Linked DNA regions of Homo sapiens: region 2 is linked to region 1. Evidence: read pairs that join two places in POLR2A ChIA-PET (ENCODE). Cell type or tissue: GM12878. All regions are shown on one strand. Links, peaks and the distances in the headings refer to the core of each region. The heading gives the core; the rest is flanking DNA.

Evidence for each region. Peaks named below come from ENCODE experiments on the same cell type or tissue, not always from the same donor. Only the 100,000 strongest peaks of a DNase experiment are listed, where the experiment ranks them.
Region 2: POLR2A ChIA-PET joins it to region 1 with 11 read pairs; 2 of 35 experiments call an interaction of 5 or more read pairs at or near these places.

What each region holds. Positions count from the first base shown.
Region 1 is chr2:44,757,489-44,768,859 of GRCh38, forward strand. CAMKMT (calmodulin-lysine N-methyltransferase) reads left to right here. Exons shown (of 11, transcript NM_024766.5): 10 at 8,942-9,073. Among named protein-coding and RNA genes, the nearest start is that of LINC01833, 180 kb to the right of the region's middle. In GM12878, for the core only: no CTCF peak of the experiment used is centred there; no DNase peak of the experiment used is centred there.
Region 2 is chr2:44,245,154-44,256,524 of GRCh38, forward strand. It overlaps a transcript of PPM1B not described here. Among named protein-coding and RNA genes, the nearest start is that of SLC3A1, 25 kb to the right of the region's middle. In GM12878, for the core only: no CTCF peak of the experiment used is centred there; a DNase peak (open chromatin) is centred at 5,458.

The DNA of each region.
Region 1 (11,371 bases), core at 1,759-9,758:
CTGTAATGCACATGATTGGCTCTGAGTATCTATTCAAGGCTAGCTCTGGTTACTTTGGTAAATACAGACTATGGGGGCTTTTTTTTTTTTTTTGAGATGGAGTCTCGCTCTGTCACCCAGGCTGGAGTGCAGTGGTGCAATCTCAGCTTATTGCAACTTCCGCCTCCCAGGTTCAAGCAATTCTCCTGCCTGGGCCTCCTGAGTAGCTGGGATTACAGACACGCACCACCATGCTAGCTAATTTTTCTATTTTTGGTAGAGATGGGGTTTCACCTATGTTGATCAGGCTGGTCTCGAACTCCTGACCTCGTGATCCACCCCTGCCCCGACCCCTTGGCCTACCAAAGTGCTGGGATTACAGGCATGAGCCACCACGCTCGGCCTTATGGGGGCCTTTTTCCAAGCATTTTCCTGGAGAAATGCTGGTGGGAGGGGAAGACATGATTTTCTTGACCTGGACTTTGAGAATTTCTGCACATAATTGGCACACTGCATCTCCCCTGCACATGTATCCTGAACACCTGTAGCAGGCCCTGTACTGGTTCTGGGAGGATTGCCTACCTGGATGAAGATGACACTTTACTATAGACGGTCCCCACGGAGTGGGGGAGAGTACTCTACATTGGCAAGACAGAAGTAACTGCAAAATGAAGGTTCAAGTGTCAAGCTGTGGGAACAAATGAATTCTGCCATCTAGGGGAGTATGGTTGATTTCTACCTTGAGCAAATCAGTTGTCTGGAGTCAGAGGGTCCAGAAGCAAAGAAAGTAGATGGAGAGGGGGAGTTTCCCTGCCTTTCATTTTCTATACTGGAGCTATGAATGAAGAGAGGTCCCCAGAGAGACCTTAGCCACCAGGGTGGGCTCCTTGCTTGGCCCAGGGGTGATGTCAGATCCCAGGCTGAGCTTAGATTCTCAACCAAACAGGCACCTGTGCCTGAAAAGTCTTTACAGGAGGCCCCAAATTTTAGCAGGGAATATTTGTTACCACCTGAAATGCAGGCTTTCCTCAACCTGCTAGTCTAAAGAAACTGTAAAGATAGTTAACTCCTGTCATAACACTACAAGGGACTCTCCAGCAAACTTAATAGATGAAAACAATAGAATAGGCATGAAAAAGGAATGAAATCAGCACATTTTACGCATTCCAAGAAGCAATGTCCCCCTCAACCCCCCACTCACTTTTCCCTCTGGTGAGTGGCTTGTTGTTGCTGATGATTGATAGGGTGACTCACTGTCATTGTATTCCTTAAAAGTCCATGACAACAGCAGTGTCCAGTATCAGAGGACCCAAACGTAATTTAAAATATAGGCGCAGCAGCCTGCAAGTTGAACTTTCGTCCAGAAATGACAACCAACAAATGGTATCTACTAATATTCCTCTGAAATGACTTTGGGTACAGGGAGGGGAGCCAAGCCAACCAGACAGCATGAGTTTACTCAGGACCAGAGGATAGAATATTGACAGTAATCCAGCTTGTTACCACTGCTAACCAACTGTCAAGAATTCAGAAATATCACTGTGGAATTCACTTAACCTTCTTCAGAAATTGGCCCTACCCGATCACCAGATTCCCAGAGTCCTGCCTATCTCCAAGGTGTGCTATAAATGTAAATCATAAACTCTCATATTATAAAAGCAATTTTTTGGGGGGGAGGACAGGGTCTCACTTGGTCACCAGGCTAGAGTACAGTGGCACCATCACTGCTCACTGAAGCCACAAACTCCTGGACTCAGGTGATCCTCCTGCCTCAGCCTCTCAAATAGCTAGGACTACAGGCATGCACCACCATGCCTGGCTAATTTTTGTATTTTTAGAGATGGGCTTTTGCCATGTTGCCCAGGCTGGTCTTGAACTCCTGGGCTCAAGCAATCCTCCTCCTTGGCCTCCCAAAGTGCTGGGATGACAGGCATGAGCCACTATGCCCAGCCAAGTTCTTTTTGCTCAGATACTTTCTCATCTTTTTTTTTAAAAAAAGTCTAACATCTCTGCCCACTTCTGTACAAACCTTTTTGTTTGCTTGTTTCAGGGAAATTGCCTTGTGTATGTGGGATCAGTACCGTGAACTGAAATGGTGCTGAGACACTTGGGTTCTTATCTGCTTACTGAGTCAGAGACCCAGCGACTCCTCACCAGTGCTTGGTGAGAAGTTAGCTCCTACAGTTGTAGGATTCCCCTTGACACAAGGGTTGTAGCTTATAGAGAGTCCTCAGATGGTTTTAAGACCCTCAGTGCAGGGGCCCAGCCCTGAGAAGTCCTTTTCTAATATCTACCCAGATGCTGTTCAGCACATACAGTAATGTGTGCTTAGCAGAGAATACCAAGACATGAGGTAGAATCTCTGCCCCCAAAGACGTTGCAGTCTGGTTGTGGAGATATAACATACACACAGGTAGAACTATAGCAGACAATGTAAAATACAGCCCAGTGCTATTTTTATTTGTTTTGTGAATCTTTCGAATTTACGCCTTAGTATTGGACTCTGTCCTGATTCAACAAACATTTGTTGAGCAACTGCTATCTGCTTGGCACTGACGCCATTCCTATGCGCTGAGGAATGTGGGCTAGGAGAATGAATATGCACTAGGAGCACTGTGGGAATCTCATAGTTTAGCAGGACAGATGAACACATGAACTCCCAGGAATTACAGTGCAATATGGTGGGTGCCAGGAAAGAGGTACCAGGAGAAAGCACCAAGAGTGACTGCCTGAGGAAGGTTTCCCTAGAGGCAGTGGTGTCTGACTTTGGTCTTAAATAGTAAGAAGGGCACTTTGAGTGTGTGGAGTAAGAAAAATCATGGTGTGTTTTGGGATCAACAAGAAGTTTGCTCTGGCTGGAGTGTGAGAGTGTCTGTGGTTTTGAGGTTAGGGTTGGGGAAGGGCAGGAAGATGAAGTTAAAGAGTTATGAATGGCCATCGAGACCATCCTGGCTAACACAGTGAAACCCCGTCTCTACTAAAAAATACAAAAAATTAGCCGGGCATTATGGCGGGTGCCTGTAGTCTCAGCTACTCAGGAGGCTGAGGCAGGAGAATGGTGTGAACCCGGGAGGTGGAGCTTGCAGTGAGCGGAGATTGCACCACTGCACTCCAGACTGGGCAACAGAGCGAGATTCCATCTCAAAAAAAAAAAAAAAAAAAGAGTTAGGAATGGCCAAGAACATTGTGATGAAGAGACCAGGCTCTACTGTATGGGTAACGGAGAGCCATTGAAAGTTTTTGAGCAGTGGTGTGGTCAGGTGTACCTTCTAGAAAGATCACTCTGCCCATAGCATAAAGGGTAGATTGGAGTAAGGGAGAGCTTGAAAGCAATGAAGCTCCTCAGAGGTCCAGTGTGGACCAATATCCACCTGGAATCATCCATTTAGGAGCTAGTGAAGACCTGAAAATGGAGAAGAGGACAATGAATGGATATTCACTGAGCGTTCCACTCAGCAAACATTTATTGAGTGCCTCTCAGATGCCAGTCACTGTGCCAGGCCCCGGGGATAGAGTTAGATATGACCTAACTCTACACTGGAGGGGCTTACAGTCTAGAGACAAGCAAGGGACGATCACCTGGTGGTGTGTGATTGGCACAGCAGAGGTGTGGGCAACCCTTGGGGGCAGGGAGTGGAGGTGGCCAACTGGGGAGGAGGCACAGTAGGGAGGCCAGAGAAGTCAGCAAAGGCGTCACAAGGGCAGGGAGTCTAACCTGGGTGCTGAGGGATGAGTAAGAGTAACCAGGCAGACAGAGAACTGGAGGTGAGAGAGGCATTCCACTCAAGGGGAGCATGTGCATGTTTGAACACACAGGATACATAAAAGAACAGATGGGGGATGTGATGAGGTTGGCCTGACTAGAGCCCAAGATGTGTATGAGGGAGTGGCAGGAGACCAGGCTGCGATAAAGGCATGGGGCCGGTCACGTGGGGCTTTGCCTGCCATACCAAGAAGGTGGGACCTAAGTCAAGGTTTTCAAACCCTGTTTAAATGGCAGAATGTTTTGGTCAAAATTTTTTAGCCAGCACCCCAATTACAAAACAGATAAAAATGATGCAGCTTTAGTTAAACTAAATGTGAGACTGGTACTTCCTCTGTCTTGGTCTTCCTCTTATCCCTCCAGGCCACCCCTGAAGCAATTCAGAACACAGTTTGAGAACCACCTGCAGTAAGTGACAGTGATGCAGGTAGGGGGATGTGGCACTGAGAGGTCTTGAAGGGCAATGCCATGTTTCCCAAGTTTCCAGCTTTATTTCGAAAGTGACAGATACGGAAGTGCTTGGTACCTAAGAGGTACTCAGCTTGCATATCTGAGTGTATGCGTGTGTGTGTGCTGCATTTGATGGATCCTTCCCTGGGAAGGGTAGGGGTTAGCAGTCAAGAATATTGAGTTTTATTTTGGACAAAATGGATTAAAGGTATTTTCAGAATACCCACATGCAGAGATGTAGTAGGCACTTGAAAATGTAGGTGTGAGCCCTGGGCAATGGTGAAAGCTATAGTTATAGACTTGGGAGTTATTGGTCTATAAGTGATAGCTGAAGCCATGGACATCAGTACAATTGCCAAGAATTAGATGGAACGTGATGAAAAAGTAGGCAGAGCCCTGAGGACCACTGACAATTAAAAGACAGGTCAGAGAAGAGAAGCTACAAAAGGAGACAGAGAGACTGAGAGAGATGCCAGGAGAGGAAGCAAGTGAAAGCTGCATTTCAGAAACCAGGTAAAGAAAATAGGCTGGACACAGTGGCTCACATCTGTAATCCCAACACTTTGGGAGACCAAGGTGGGAGAATCGCTTGAGGCCAAGAGTTCAAGAGCAGCCTGGGCAGCATAACAAGACCTCGTCTTTATAAATGACAACAAAGAAATAGAAAATCAGCATAAGCTTAAACATAGAATTGGTATTTAATAGTTTGGTTGCTAGGAAGTGAAAAAGGAACAAACTAAATGTGAGACTAGTGCTTCCTCTGTCTTGGTCTTCCTCCCCTAATGCATTTTATTGGCATAGCATATTCCTTTTAAAATAAATCTGAAGCTGGGGGGAGTGGGGAGGGATAGCATTAGGAGATATACCTAATGTTAAATGACAAGTTAATGGGTGCAGCACACCAACATGGCACATGTATACATATGTAACAAACCTGCACGTTGTGCCACATGTACTCTAAAACTTAAAGTATAATAAAAAATAAAATAAAAATAAATCTGAAGCATACCAATTTTTTCCAGAAGTACACTCCCTTTAATGTGTAAGTATAGATTAGTCTAGCAAAATAACAACAACTGAGCTCACAAGGTAAGCAGTATCTCTGTGGTTTAGTGGAACTTCTCCCTCTCCTCTCCAGGAATAAATGAATTCTCTTAAATTTCTGCTCATCAGTCAAAGTGTTACATTCAATTGAGTATTCATTCTGCGTTTAAAATAATTCTGCAACGGAATGCTTAGAAAGTTGTGCTTTGGCAAATTGAAAATAATTTTTCTAAAGTGATGGGCTAATTTGAAATCCATATTCCTTTTCTGGTTTTGATTTGTGCAGCTGAAATCGTAAAGCATATCCCTCTGATGGTACTGTTCCCCCTGTGACGTGTTCTCTCCCCTGGGGATACTGGGGTCTAAACCCATTCATTATGGGGAGGGGGAGATGCTGGCACTCAGTAGGGCTCAGTGAATGAATGGATGATGGGCTCTTTTCCATCCTAACTATTAATCCACCTCTCAAAGGTGTCTGTATTCAATGAACTGAAAAAGAAAACAAAACTCCTAAGTAGTTAGAGATTAAAACTACTGCCCAGTCTTTCTCTTTCTCGTGGGTACAGTGTTGTGCACAGAATGCTGCTCTCTAAAACCCCATCATAGCAGCTGACTCTGTAAAAGCTTCTCGGGAAAATCTTTTCAAAGGAATAAGCAATAGAACGTGGCTTTTGAATTCCCAAAGACTCAAATTCTTTAGATTACTCAACTTCTGGATTTAGTTTATTGTCTCATCAAATATTGACTGAGTGCTTACTATGTGCTAGGCACTGAGAAAACGTAGTGAATAAAACATTAGAAGATCCTGTTGTCACGGAGTATGCATTCCAGCCAGAGAAGACAGGGCAATAACAAACAAGGATACAATGTGTGTCCCTGGTGGTAAGTGCTAAGAACAAAAATAAGCCCGGCGAGGGACTGGAGAGTGATGGGGCAGGGGCTGCGTTCTGAACAGGGTGGCTAGGGAAGGACAGGTAAACTGAGAGCTGAAGGAGGAAAGGGATGTTTAGGCAGAGAGTGCTGTCACATGCTTAGCTGCTGTCACTTACAGCTTACCCCAACCAGGGCATGTGGAGATGCATTGCTTTGTCAATGCAAGGATCAGCCCAACCTAGAAACCTGTAGCCTTGTGAACATGATGATATGCAGCTTAGATAATAGCTGTTAAAAACCGACTCTTCAAGTGTTACTGTGAGACAATTTTTTGCAGGTGACTTTTAAATAAAACAGCTTCCATTATTCAAAAATCCAGAATGGCAACCAGCTCTTAGAAATGACTAAAATGACCTACCAGCATTCCCTGTTGTTTTTTTTTTTCTAATGGAGACTTTTGCTGTCCTGCCGAGACCATGTATTATATCTAGTTTCACATAAAAATGAATTTTTGCTGCTAAGTTTGAAAACTGCCTGAAAATAGCAATTAATATTGAAAAAGCTGACAGAACCTTAAGTGTAGTGGCATGATTGGTGCTGCTATAATTATGTGCCTGAGTGTGTACAGGCTGATGTAAACACAGTATGAAAACACACTTGATGCTCAGGACAGTGTAGCCACGTATTTTCTTACGGGTAAGTGAGGGCGAAGGGGAGAGGGAGAGAGAATTGATAGCATTTTTAGAGCACTGTTAGGTGGTGTAGATCTTTCTAATCTTACATCAGTATAATCTTTCTAATTATTTTCACATTCTGTATTTGATCCTCACAATTTGTCGGGGGGAAAAAGGCAGGGCAGGCTTTGTTCTTCCCATTTAATGGATGAGAAAACTCAGTGGATCAGCGAGGATGGGTTAAGGTTCTTATCGACAAAATGGAGAGATTGGACTACATTATTTCCAAGCTTCCCTCTAACTCAAAAGTTCTATGATTATTTTCTGATTGTCCTGAGGTGACACCGCTGTTTAATGGTGGAGACTCCCCTTAAGTCCAGTCCTTTCTGCCACAGTTCCTCCTTATATTCTTCAAATCCTTCACTGTATGTTTAATCATCTGTAAAATGCAATGTCTACTGTACAGGTTGTTGAGAAGATCGCTGAGGGGATTAAAGGAGGATTTGTGAAGCACCTAGCACAGTGGTAGCTATCATTATCATTGTCATCACTGTTACTAATAAGGAGACATGTAGTGTAGTGGAGAGAGCATCAGTGCTGGGGCTTCTGATCATTCACTGACAGAGTTGATAATACCTACAACATAGGGTGGTTTAAAGACTAAAGGAGGGTTGGGCACGGTGGCTCATGCCTGTAATCCCAGCACTTTGGGAGGCCAAGGTGGGAGGACCACCTGAGGTCAGGAGTTTGAGACCAACCTGGTCAACATGGCGAAACCCCATCTCGACTAAAAATACAAAAAAAAAATTAGCCAGGCGTGGTGGACTGTGCCTGTAATTCCAGCTACTCAGGAGGCTGAGGCAAGAGAATTGCTTGAACCCAGGAGGCAGAGGTTCCAGTGAACCGAGATTGCACCACTGCACTCCAGCCTGGGTGACAGAGTGGGACTCTGTCTCAAAAAAAAAATGTCTAAAGGAGATGATGTTTATATGAATGCCTAGCCCAGTGTCTGACTACACTATACCTACAACATAGAGTGGCTTAAAGACTAAAGGAGAGGATATTCATATGAATGCCTAGCACAGTGTCTGACTACCAGGTGCTCAAGAAATGGCTGGCTGGTGTGAATGATAAACCACTCTTCATAAGAAACTCAGATATATTTTCATGATTCCCTCAAAACCTAAAGAGGCATTTCACAGAGGTGAAGTGTAACCTTGAGAGTAACAGAAGCATATAGCCATCTTTATTTTTTTTTTTAAAAAAAAAAAAGGAGATTCTGAAGTTTGGCCATTCTGTACACATCTGAGAGGGAGGAAAAATCCGCATGCATCCAATAGTTAGCAAATGGTCATTGTGAAGTTTCATGTCAGATGGTCTTCTGAAATCCAGTACATACTTTATTCAGTTCCTCCCATTCTCCCCACTGCAACAATCACATAAGATTGTGTGGATTATTTAGAAAAGGCTGTTTACCCTCATTATACCACTTTCTTTGAAAAGCAATCATGTGAATACTATGAGGAACTGCTTGGCTATAGTGATGACCATCATGAGGGATTCAATAAAGTTGGAAACCAAGATCCTGGAGCCTGTATCTGACAGCGTGGTCACAGAAAAGGCTAGGGCAGGACTGAAATATGAAAACTCTCCAAGAGGAATTGTGGTTACTTGTCTCTATGAAGGATTTCTTGGTACTGAATTTTCAGGGTGCAAAAAACTAACAGATGTAAGCATCTGTTGTCACATGCCCCAGGACTGTGTTGGGGAAGCGTTGGCAGGTGCTAAGGAGTCACAAGGTGAATGGCACTGCCCTGGACCAGTTACTCTAAAATCTAGTCAATGGCTTAACCCACTGGACCTGAGACAATGCATATTGTTCGGAACACCGGCTTTCAACCACATTTTGTTTTTTATAAGTATTATTTGAAAAAGATAAAACACAGCAACTGGCCATTTGGATGTGAAATCGATTCTTATATGATATACATCTCTCCTGGAAATTATTCTCACTGTGAATGTCCATCCTGCATAGACATCTCAAGAACAATTGAGTTTTTCTACTTGAGAGCAGTACATTAAATGCTTTGACCAATGTCTGTTATGTTTGGTTACCTTCCAGTTTTAAAATATGTGAATTTCCTTTTTACTGTTCTAGGGGAAAGCGATGGTATTTGCCCCACGCCGAGGGAATACTTTAAACCAGTTTTGCAATCTAGCTGAAAAAGCTGGTTTCTGTATCCAAAGACATGAAAATTATGATGAACACATTTCAAACTTCCACTCCAAGGTTAGTTTTCTGCTTGTGTTAGATAACACTTTAATCCGCATTGCATTTTGAAGAGATCATGGTCTTTTTGGCAGGTAACCTAAATATTTGATTAAAGTACTCCTTAGATGTGTTGCTTCTGAACAGCTATTTGTATCTGATTATTTTGTGTGGTAAAGCCATCTTTTATCTTTGCATGTCTAGAAGGATTTTACAGAAACCATTCCTGTTTACTCTTTTCTCTGAAACAAACTAATCTTTTCATTCATAATAGACTAATTTGTAGGATGTAAGGGGAGGTGGCATAGAATGAATAACATGCATTTATATTTTAATGAAAAACCTTCAGCTTTTAAGTAGGTTAAATGCTTAGCCGCACTGAAATAAATAGAAGGTGAATGTCTAATTGTATCATGTTGGACTGTAAATCTTTATCTCTGCTTGCTTTATAGCTGGGTCAGTTGGCAGTTTGAGACTGTTAAATCTCATACAGAATTTCACAGTTGTGGGGTTATATGTCAGATGGAGGCACTACAAGATTTAGGTCAAAAGCACTTATCTGAGAGTGATTTCTAAGCCTGCTTACATAAAGCAATGTTATCAGCCTTTTTATTATTTATAGGTATAGACCAATATAGGACACTGAGAGGCGAGTGTTTCACTGAAAACTTTTTAGGATTCTCACGTTTGCTAGTAGTACATGTCACAGTGACTAGTATAACATGTATTATTTCAGTAATTTTGTGCCTTACGGAAATCTCCCTTCACTGAGCTAGTCTGACCTTGGCAAGAGACTTTAACTTGTCATGATTTCACAAGTTGTAACTGCAGAAAAATAAAGGCCCGAGCTTAATTTTCTCCTGGGACAATGTGAACAGCATCCTTTATTACCCAGGACTGTAATATAATGTAGAAGTGTGTTGGCTTTTGGAAAAATATATGAAAAATTAATCTGATCTTCCAAGCAAGAGAAAGAAATTCTCACTTTCTGAAAATGAATTTATTTATTTGAATCTTTAAGGTTCCATTTAGCCTCTGGGGGAAAAATGGTGCTTTGTGAACTGAAAGAGTTACATTACATCCTCTCACTGGTGGAGTCAGGCCCATTGCTCATGATCAGAAAATAAAAACAGGATGGTATGTGATTCAGATCTTACCAGCCTCTCTAGAATGATGTTTTCCCCTTTTCAATCCCTCCCCCTAAAAAAAAGCGGGTCTTTACCTGGTAGGAAAAGGGTCCCTCCTGGCTCCCTGGACTCCTCCACCCAAAGGAATAATGTGGCTTTCTCTCCAGGGTCGGGCTGGAACTACAAGGATCAGCTGACAGCTGCTTCAATGTCGTGCCATTCACTTTCCCCCTAGAACAACAAATGCTTTTAGTTTCCCAGTGACAGCTCAGGAGAGCAAAGGCTTGGGTTTCTCCACCAGCAAAGACGTTCAGCATTGTGCCTGATACCCTCCGTCTCCTCCCTGAAAGACCTGAGGAGCGTTGGGACATGCCAGGCACGCCCACCTCTCCTCTGTCTGGAACTTTAGAGTGTTAGCGCCTGGTGGCCAGCACACCTCCTCTTTTTATTTCCAACGTTGTACACTACCCTGCTAAGTGAAGCACATAAATAAGTGGCTTTATTTTTTCTCTGGTCATAATTGCTGAAAAGTCAAATTCACAGTTTGCTGACATTGGTACATTGGACTAAGAAATAGTTGTCTTCGTGGTTGGGGGTGGGGAGAGTGTAGAACCCTAGGAGAATATTCTGCAGAGTTGGCACATCCTGGATAAAAGGTATAAACGGGCGCCCATGATATATATATATATATATATTTTTTTTTTTTTTTTAATAATGAGAGCTATTTCAGCTGGTGTGGGGTTCTGCTTCTAGCAAAAGAATGCCTCTGGTCCCTCCTGTACCTGCCCCAGCAGCGGGGATACTGTGTGCTGACCGGGCTGGCACGTGCAGTTGTGCTCCTTTGCAGGAGAAGGAGCTCGCCCAGAGGCCGGAGCAGTGAGCCGGGGGCCACGCTGGAGGGAGCGGGCAGCGCCGCTGCTCCTCGCCCATCCCCATGCCCTGCAGCAGGGCGCGAAGGCGGAGGCCCAAGGCAGCACCCCTGCCCCTCCAGCCCTGCCCGCCCGCCCGGGGCTCCGGGACGCGGCCGCCGGGAGCCTCCACCCTGGCGGCTTTTGTTGGCCGCGTGCTAATAGCCAGGGCTTAAAAGTTTTCCATCTTGAGCGGCAATCAGCTTTCTTCCTCTCCATCTCTGGCCAAAGCCCCCTCGTCCCTGGGACGCGCTGCTCCCCAATGGAGGAGCGGCGTTTTCCTT
Region 2 (11,371 bases), core at 1,865-9,864, 510 kb before region 1:
TAAAGCAAACTCTTTGAATGATTTGTGGTTTTGTGTCCCCAGAAGTTTTAACAGTAGTTCTGAAGATTTGTCATTTGTGTGTGCTTCAAAGATAGAGTAATACATTTTATAGCTGGGCAGATCTCTAACTATATAGTTATAAAATCTCAAAGCTGAGAAAACCCTGAATGCCAGATGATCTTTCAGCAGCCTCTAGTGTGAGTGTCAGGAATGAGTTCATTTCCATCTTTGATCAGCTCTGCCTGTCGTGTTGCATCTCTGCTTCTTCTCCTCAGTTGTCTTATTAACCCTCGGGGCTATGAAAATAAGTATTTAAAAGCTCCTGGAACCCACAAAAAACACTAAGCCTTGAGAGAGATGTAGTTGATCTGAGTCACATATGCTAACAACTTTTTATTTCCCTGATTATTCTTCCTGTTCTGTACAATGACTAGAGAGAATAAAACTACATCAGGTACAAAAACCACCTGCCTTCTTAATTAATGACCTTTGTTATAGATTAACTTCTCCTTTGTTGTCCTGCTTCACTTAGATCAGATGACAGAAAACCCATGACTACACCCTCTGTAAAAGGTGTTCAGTGTACCTTTCCCAAGAGAAACACTGCCTGTAACCAAATTGCTGTAACTATGTGCCAACCTTGTATGAAAAATGTTGCAATCCTGCCAAAAACTCCTGTCTCTGCCTATGGAAATGAAACCTTGAGCTTCCTTCCTTCAGCACGCTGACTCCATTCCTTTGGAGCTGGTGCTCCTGGGTGGGCTGTCCTCAAACTCTGCGCTTGAATTATCTGTTTAAATTAGATTCTGACCTTTTTGATTATTTTAGGTTGATAGGGCCAAAATTTAACCCCACCTATTAGGATGACTTCCAGCATATTCTCTTTTCTGTCCCCCATTATTTCATTGATTACCATTATATATCCTAACGCCAACTGTATTCACCATCCAGGACCCTTTTCTCCCAATGTGCTCTCATTTTCTTGATCATTCTTAAAGTATGCAACCCAGAACTGAACATTTATGGGTAGCAGAACTGTCTCCTCCTTTATTCTCATTAATACTTTTCTGTTCTTCTATTTAACACCGAAATATTGAACTAGATTTTCTGGCAACTGCATGATACTGTTTGAGTCCTTCGAGCTTATTTTTGGTTGGTGTTTTGGTTAACCTATTTTGCAGGACCTTTATTTGTTCCTATTAAGTTTTCTTGGGTAAAATTTATTAACCTTTTGAGTTGGTTGTGGATTTATCTAAGATATGTTAGCTATCTTCTTCTTTCCAGTAACTCCAAAATTTCATACATAAACCTCCCATACTGAATGAAACAGGTCCAAGTACTGAGGCCCTGTGGGAGGCCTCAGAAACTTCTCTTCAGTAGGATGCAAATTGACCAATCTTTTACTCAACACCCATTAGGTAAGAATTTCAGCAATGTACTGATCCACTTATCTGCTCATATTTCTCCAGTTTATCTACAAGGATATCATAGGATTTTACATTCTTTGCAGAAGTCACTTGCATATAACCCAGCTTAAGCGGAGGCTTCACTTTGACCTATTCCTCTAGGTCCTTGCAAATTTTTGGTGTTGGTTTTTGCTTGTGGTATTGCTTGCATCATTTATGCATTTTAAAAATCCTGAGCTTGTTACAATTCTTCCTGTGTAACTGCTGATTTCTTGGTTTTGTTTTTATTGTTGTTTTATTATTTTTAGGTACCTCTGCCTTTTTATTCTGTATGTATGTTATACTTCAATTAAAATATTTTTAAAAATATCCCTGATGCATTGAAAAAAATCAAAACTACAAGTTGCTCTGCAACCTGAAGGCCAACTGTAGCAGTGTAGGTTGGTTAAGGTAGAACAGTGCCTCATCCACAGACACCAGTCGCATCACAGACACGTGGACTTAGATGTTGCAACCACTCTCCAGCAAGTGGCAGGAAAGTGTTCTAATTCTAATGAAACTAGTATAGTTATATTGCAACAAATACCTGACAGGTGGAAGTAACATGACTTGCAAAAAAAGTGCTTTTTTTGGAAGTGGTTTTTCCAATTTACCAAATCTGCCACATGGGCCAGCAGCAGCCCTGGAGCCTTGAATTCCTCTGGGAGAGGAGACGAGGTAGCTCTGCACCCTACATTCTCCCCTACCTGATATATATCCTCTTTCTTAAATAAAAAAAATAAAAAAAAAAAAAGAACAATGGAAAAAGGCGACACTGTAGGACTGTGGCACAGGAATTAAGCAGCATCTGAGCAATCTTAAAGGACCAGTTTTGGTTTCCTAGGCTGGAGTTCAGCCTTTTTGGAAGGGCCTGTGACACACTCAGTATGTCCTTCTACAACTCTTATTCTCTTGACTTCCTCAGTCACCAGGCTGAAAAAATAGCAAATGAGAAAAAGTAGAAAGGAAGGGAATGCCCCAGATGTAGATAGCATTGTAAATTTCTGCAGATATATGTGTTATTTATAATGTGTATATAGATAGTGTATATTTTTGTGCACATTTCGGTATATATGCTATACTTCAATAAAATTTTAAAGAACCTTGAATAATGCAATAAACCTTCATATATATTTATTTATATGAGGTTTCTGTTGGTGGAAAACATGGAAACAGTTGAATAGATGTGGATATGCTTCGGAGAATATGGATTAAAATATAAATTACATGTATGAAAAAGTCACTTTCAGGGAAGGAGGGCACACCTTCCAAGAGACAGGCAACAGTTTAGTCAGGGTAAGCTAACTTGCTATAACAGAACCAAATCTGTAATGTTCAAACATAACAGAAGTTTATTTCTTGTTCATCTATAGACCAGGCTAGGTGTTCCAGGTCAGAGGCTTCTTCTCTTCCATGTGGTGACTCAGGTTTGAGGCATTTTGCATCTGGTGGCTACTATCACCCAGGGCCTTATTGTTATATATATCCCACCAGCACAAGGGGAAAGAGAGCAAGGGAAGGGTACCCCTGCTTCTTCAAAGCCTCAACCTGAAGGTGGTGCACTTTGTTGCTATTCGCACTTCGTTGATGAGAACATGGCCACACTTAGCTGTAGGTGCAAGGTGTGGGGCTGAGAAACTATTCCTGGTTAGTAGCTGCATCGCAGCTACAACTCAGTTACTATGGAAGACAGGAAGCACAGTGTGAGAGCAACTCCTGTGTCTGCCACAGGCAGCCATTCTCCAGAGCAGGTAAACAGGGTCCACCACTTCGGAGAGATGAGGCATACATATTAAGGCACTGTGGACAGAGAAAACGAATGATTCAAACACAAACTTCAAAAATGAGATACTCCACGCACCCACCAGAATTACTAAGATTAAAAAGACTGATAATACCATATGTTGGCGAAGGTTTGTAACAACCAGAACTGTTGGCATTACTGGTGGAAGCATAATGACATAATCATGTTGGGAAAAGTTTTGGAGTTTCTTTTTTTCTTTTTTTTTAATTACACTTAAGTTCTAGGGTACATGTGCACAACGTGCAGTTTTGTTACATAGGTATACATGTGCCATGTTGGTTTGCTGCACCCATCAACTCATCATTTACATTAGGCATTTCTCCTAATGCTATCCCTCCCTCAGCCCCCCCACCCCCCGACATGCCCCAGTGTGTGATGTTCCCCTCCCTGTGTCCATGTGTTCTTGTTGTTCAGCTCCCACCTATGAGTGAGAACATGCTGTGTTTGGTTTTCTGTCCTTGTGATAGTTTGCTTAGAATGATAGTTTCCAGCTTCATCCATGTCTCTGCAAAGGACATGAACTCATCCTTTTTATGGCTGCAGAGTATTCCATGGTATATATGTGCCACATTTTCCTAATCCAGTCTTTCATTGATGGACATTTGGGTGGGTTCCAAGTCTTTGCTATTGTGACTAGTGCCACAGTAAGCATACGTGTGCATGTGTCTTTATCATAGAATGATGTATAATCCTTTGGGTATATGCCCAGTAATGGGATTGCTGGGTCAAATGGTATTTCTTATAAAACAAAACATACACCTACATTATGTCCCATCATTTCCATGCCTAGGTATTTACCTAAGAGAAATAAAACATATGTCCTGCCTAGTGCAGTAGCTCACACCTGTAATCCCAGCATTTTGGAAGGCCAAGGCAGGCAGATTGCTTGAACCCGGGAGTTTGAGACCAGCCTGGGCAACATGACAAAACCCCATCTCTACTAAAAATACAAAAAATGAGCCAAGCGTGGTGACACGTGCCTGTGGTCCCAGCTACTCAGGAGGCTGAGGTGGGAGGATCACCTGAGCCCAGGAGGTCAAACCTGCAGTGAGCCATGATTACATTACTGCATTCCAGCCTGGGCAATGGAGTGTGACCCTGTCTCAACAAAGTAAATAGGCCAGGCGCAGTGGCTCACGGCTGTAATCCCAGCACTTTGGGAGGCAAGGTGGTGGATCACCTGAAGTTAGGAGTTCAAGACCAGCCTGGCCAACATGGCGAAACCAACCCCATCTCTACTAAAAATACAAAAATCACCCAGGTGTGGTGGTGGGTGCCTGTAATCCCAGCTACTTGGGAGGCAGAGGCAGAAGAATTGCTCGAACCCGGCAGGCGGAGGTTGCAGTGAGCCGAGATCGCACCATTGAACTCCAGCCTGGGTAACAGAGCAAGACTCTGTCTCAAAAAAAAAAAAAAAAAAAAAAAAAAAAAGAAAGAAAGAAAACAACATACGTCCACAAAAAGACTTGTACAGGAATGTTCCGAACAGCTCTATTCCTAACAGTGTCAGAAGGAGGACAGCCCAGCTATCCACCAGTAGGAGAATAGATCACTGCAGTATAATCACAAAATAGAATGCTACTCAACAATAGAAAGAAAAGAACTATCACTCTATGCAATGGCGTGGATGAATCCCACAACATTAAGCTGAATAAAAGGAGCTTTACCCAAAGAGTGTACAGCATATGACTATGACTACGTGACTTTTTAGAAGAGGCAAAACTATGATGAAGAAGAATCAGCCTGGTGGGTGCTTCAGTTGGGCAGGGGAGCTGGAGGTTGACTAGGAAGGGGCATGAGGGAACTTTCTGGGATGACAGGAATGTTCTGTATTGTGATAAGAGGCTTGGGCTACACAGGTAGATGCATTTGTCAAAATGTAGCACATGTTCACTTAAGATGTATTCATTTCATTGTATATAAATTTTATCTCAAAGGATAAAATTTATAAATGAATTTTAATCATATGCTTGTTGAAGTATTTAGGGGGGAATGCAGTGTTACCTGAAGTTTATCTTGAAATGCATAAAGAAATAAGAGGGCTGGGTGGATAGAGAGATGTATAGATGGATAGGTCTGTGATAAAACGTTATGAGACATCCAGACTGCTCAAAATGGAGAAACAGGAACTGGACTGAGTCTTTCACATTATGCAAATAGAAAACCAGGCAAAATACCCGAAACAAAGGCTTATAGACACTAGGCTATAGGCAATGTGAAAATGAGATTGCTGATTGAAGGTTAAAAAATGAAGTGTGTCCTTTGGTTTCACCAGCTTCCTGTCTAGAAGCAGTTTCCAGGCCATGGCACAGAGTATGGGAACCCAGACAGAACTGGGTAGTCTTACTGAGTTAGCAAAGAGAAATCCGAATTTAGAGAGCCCACAGTGCTATATTTCAGCCAGAGAGCAGTGAGCTGCATGGAGAGAAAGGACCCTAGAAACCTGCAGAGGTTTCCTTCAAGTTTTTACTTTTTTTTTTTTTTTTTTGAGATGGAGTTTCATTCTTGTCGCCCAGGCTCAAGTGCAATGGCACAGTCTCAGCTCACTGCAACCTCTGCCTCTCGGGTTCAAGCGATTCTCCTGCCTCAGCCTCCTGAGTAGCTGGGATTACAGCCACCACGCCTGGCTAATTTTTTTGTATTTGGGTTTCACCATGTTGGCCAGGCTGGTCTCGAACTCCTGAGCTCAAGCAGTTCTTCTGCCTTGGCCTCCCAAAGTGCTGGGATTATAGGCATGAGCCACCATACCTAGCTTCCTTAAAGTTTGGCTGAGTACTGAGATCCTATACAGGTGAGAGGAAACCCCACCTGAGGCCTGAAACAACTACAGGCAGACCTTGTTTCCTTGTGCTTCACTTTATTGCACTCCACAGACCCTGCATCAAGCAAGTCTTATGAATGAGCAAAGAAAGTGGTTTCTTGAGATGGAATCTACTCCTGGTGAAGAAGCTGTGAACACTGTTGAAATTACAGCAAAGAATTTAGAATATTCCATAAACTTAGTTGATAAAGCAGTGGCAGGGTTTGAGAGGACCAATTTCAATTTTGAACATTTTACTTTGGGTAAAATGCTACCAAACAGCATTGAATGCTACAGAGAACTCTTTCATGAAAGGAAGAGTCCAATGATATAGCAAACTTCATTGTTGTCTTAGTTTAAGAAGTTGCCACAGCTACCCTAACCTTCAGCAACTCCCACCGTGATCACCCAGCAGCCATCAACATCAAGGCAAGACCCTCCACCAGCAAAAAGCTTAGGATTCACTGAGGGCTCAGATCAATTATTAAAACACGTTAGCAAAAAGCATTTTTAAATAAGATGTGTCCTTTTTTAGACATAATGACATAATGCTATTGCACACATAATAGACTACAGTATAGTGCAAACATAACTTTTATATGCACAGGGAAACCAAAATGTTTGTGTGGCTCTCTTTATTGTGATATTCACTTTATTGTGATGGTCTGGAACTGAGTCCACAACATCTCCAAGGTGTGTCTGTACTTGAAAGAAGTAGGCAGAACAATGAATAAAATATACACAGGTCTAGGAGGAGTTTGTGTCCCCATAAGCCAGAGTGAAACAACTTCATAAGACAAGGGGCATCGAGAAGAATCCTTAGAAGAGTGTGGACTTAATAATGGGACTAAGTTAGCCCTAGACAAAGTGTATCTATGGATACATCCTAACAATTCTTTTTTTTTTTCCTTTTTTTTCTTTTTTTGAGACGGAGTCTCGCTCTGTCACCCAGGCTGGAGTGTAGTGGTGTGATCTCGGCTCACTGCAACCTCCGCCTCCTGGGTTCAAGTGATTCTCCTGGCTCAGCCTCCCAAGTAGCTGGAATTACAGGCATGTGCCACCACGCCCGGCTTATTTTTGTATTTTTAGTAGAGACAGGGTTTCATCATGTTGGCCAGGCTGGTCTCGAACTCCTGACCTCAGGTAATCCACCTGCCTCGGCCTCCCAAAGTGCTGGGATTACAGGCGTGAGCCACCGTGCCCAGCAGATCCATCCTAACAATTCTTAAAGTCAAGTCTCAAAAAGTTCAAACCACTGTGAACCAGAACCAAATCTAACACTATTTAAAGGAATACAACAAAACCCAGCAACTACCAATGTAAAAGTCTCCATTTCCAGCATCCAATAACAAACTACCAGGCATGCAGAGAAGCAGAAAAAATATAACCGATAGGCAAGAGACAAGCCAGTCAATAGAGACTGAGAAATGGCAAAGGTGATGGAACTATCAACAGGTAAGTTAACATGGCTACTATTAAATATGGTCCATTTCTTCAAGAAGACAGAGGAAAATATAAGCATGATGAGGAGAGTTGCAGAAAAAAATTTAAAATACAGTATTAGAAATTCTAGAGAAGAAAAATATAATATCTGAAATAAAAATCCGTTGGAATGGATTAACATTAGATTAGATACTGCAGGACAAAAGATTGGTGAGCTTGAAGAAATAGCAATAGAAATTATCCAAAATGAAGCACAGAGAGAAAAATGATAGGAAAAACAAAACAAAAGAAGAAAACATTAGCAACCAGTGAGAAAATATCAAGTGATCTAACATATATGCAGTTGGAGCATCAGAAGAAAGGATGGTGAAAAAATAAGGCCTAAAATTTTGTCAAAGCTGAGAACTATAAACCCTCAGATACAAGAAGTCCAAAGAACCATAGCTGGATAAATAGGAAGAAAACAACACCACATCACATCATAATCAAATTGCTAAAAACCAGTGATAAAGAAAATCCCTTAAAAGACAGTGAAAGACAAATTATGTATAGAGAACAAAGGAAAGAATGACAGTATATTTCTCATCGGAAGCTTCACAAACCTGAAGACACTGAAGAGACATCTTTAAAGCCCTGAATAATCTGCCAGTGTAGAATTCCTTACCTACCAAAAATAACTTTCCAGTGTTATTTGGACAACAACTCTTTCAGATAAACAAAAGCTTAGAAAATTCAAAAACTTTATAATTTTTCTCATTTTTGATTATTTGAAAGAAAATTATTGGCCAGGTGCAGTGGCTCACACCTGTAATTCTAGCACTTTGGGAGACCAAGGTGGGTGGATCACGAGGTCAGGGGTTCGAGACCAGCCATGACCAATATGGTGAAACCCTGTCTCTACTAAAAATACAAAAATTAGCCAGGTGTGGTGGCACACACCTGTAATCCCAGCTACTCAGGAGGCTGAGGCAGGGGAATTGCTTGAACCCGGGAAGCAGAGGTTGCAGTGAGCCGAGATCGCGCCACTGCACTCCAGCCTGAGCAACGGAGTGAGACTCCATCTCAAAAAAAAAAAAGAAAAAGAAAATTCTCTGTTCAATCAAATATAATGTAGGTTGTGTAGCATATTTTTAAGTAAAATGTACGACAAAAATGACAAAAGATAGGAAAGAGGAAATGGAGGTATGAGATTCTTACATAATACATGAAGCTGTATAATATTATTTAAAGGTGGAATGTGATAAGACAAAAGTGTATATTGTAAAATTCAGAGCAATTGATTAAAAAATAAAGAGATATGGCTATAATGGCATTTAATGAAGATAAAATTAAATCATACAAATCAATTCAAAAGAAAGCAGAAAAAGGAAAAAATAAAGAGCAGGTACAACAAATGAAAAACAAATAGATTCATAGTGGGCACAAACCCAACCATATCCATGATTAGACCAAATGTAAATGGTCTAAACACTTCTGTAAAAGGCAGAGATTATCACCTGATGCAGTGGCATGTCCTGCAGTCCCAGCTACTCAGAGGCTGAGGCGGGAGGATTGCTTGAGGTTGGCAGTTCAAGGCTACAGTGTGCTATGACTGTGCCAGTGAATAACCGCTGCATTCCAACCTGACTGACATAGCAAGACCCAATCTCTTAAAAAAAGAAAAAGGGCAGAGGTTATCTAGTTAGATAATATAATCATTTATGGAAAGTTCAACTATATATTACCTACAAGAAAACTTCCTTAAAAATAAAGACACAGATAAAGTAAAAGGATAGGAGAAAATGTACCATAAAAAATACTAATCAAAGGAAAGCTAGAGAAGAACAAAATTGAAGGACTCATGCTTACTAATTTCAAAACCTTACAAACAAAGCTAACAGTAATCAAAACAATGTGATACTGATATAAAAATAGGCATATAGGCTGGGCGCGATGGCTCACGCCTGTAATCCCACCACTTTGGGAGGCGAAGGTGGGGGATCACAAGGTCAGGAGTTCGAGACCAGCCTGGCCAACATGGTGAAACCCGTCTCTACTAAAAATAGGAAAATTAGCCAGCCTTTGTGGTGCACACCTGTAGTCCCAGCTACTCAGGAGGCTGAGGCAGAAGAATCACTTGAACCCGGGGGGCAGAGGTTGCAGTAAGCTGAGATCGTGCCGCTGCACTCAAGCCTGGGTGACAGAGCAAGACTCCGTCTCAAAAAAAAAAAAAAAAAAAAAAAGGCATATAGATCAATGGAATAGAATTCAGAGTCCATAAATAAACCCATACATCTATGGTCAATTGATTATCACCCAGGGTGAAAAGGCCATCAAACGGGGAAAGAATACTCTGTTCAATAAATGGTGCTGGGACAACTGGATATACACATGCAGAAGAATGAAGTTGGATTCCTATTCACACCATATACAAAAATTAACTCAAAATGGATCAACTTAAATATAAGAGCTAAAACCATAAAATTCTTACAAAAAAAAACATAGGGGCAAATCTTTATGATCATGGATTTGGCAGTGAAAGATAGGACATCAAAACACATGAAACTAAAGAAAAATAGATAAATTGAGCTTCATCAAAATTAAATACTTTAGTGCAACAAAGGACACCATGAAGAAAGTGAAAAGAGTCTACATAATGAGAGAAAATATTTGCAAATCATATAGCTGATAAGGGGCTAACATCAGAATATATAAATAATGCTTACAACTCACCAAAAAGACAAAACAGCACCATTTAAAAATAGGCAAAACCCAGTTAAAAATTTGAATAGACATCTCTCCAAAGAAGATATTAAATGGCCAACATGCATACATAGGGATGCTCAACATCATTAGTCATTAGGAAAATGCAGATCAAAACCACATTGAGATATCACTTCACACCTACAAGAATGGCTACGGTTGAAGTGGGGAAAGTGTTGGAGGATGTCTTAGTCCGTTTGTGTTGCCATACAGGAATACTTGAGGCTGGGTAATTTATAAAGAAAAGAGGCTTATTTGTCTCATGTTTCTGCAGGCTGTACAAGAAGCATGGTGCCAGTATCTGCTTCTGGTGAGGGCTTCAGATTGCTTCTGCTCATGGTGGAAGGTAAAGCTGAAGTGACATGTGCAGGGATCACATGGAAGAAATAGAGAGGGGGAAATGCCTAGTTTTTTTCATTTATGTTTGTTTTTGAGACAAAGGGCAAGGTCTTGCTCTGTCACTCAGGCTGGAGTGCAGTGGCATGTTCACAGCTCACTGCAGCCTTGACCTCCTGGGGTCAAGTGATCCTCCTGCCTCAGCCTCCTAAGTAGCTGGGACCACAGGCGTACACCACCACGCCCAACTAAGTAAAAAACAATTTTTTTTTGTAGAGATGGGGTCTCCCTATGTTGCTCAGGCTGGTCTCAAACTCCTGGGCTCAAGTGATCTCCCGCCTTGGCCTCCCAAAGTGCTGGGATTACAGGCATGAGTCACCACAACTGGCCCCAAATTTTTTTTAACAACCAGCTCTTGCGGGAACTAATAGAGCAAGAGCTCATTCATTACTGCAAGAAAGGCAGCAAGACATTCATGAGGGATCCGCCCCTATAACCAGAAACACCTCCCATTAGGCCCCACCTCCAGCATTGGGAATGAAATTTCAACCTGAAGCTTGAGGGGACTTAACATCCAAACTGCAGCAGGAGGATGTGGAAAAATTGGAACCCTTGTACATTGCTGATAGGGATGGAAAATTGTGCAGCCACAGCAGAAAACAATGTGATGGTTCTCAATAAGTTAATCGTAGAATTACCATATGACCCAGCAGTTGCAGCCCTGCACACTTACCCAAAATTGTAGAAAACATTTTGGCTATTCACAATAACCAAAAAGTGGAGATAATACAAATTTTCATT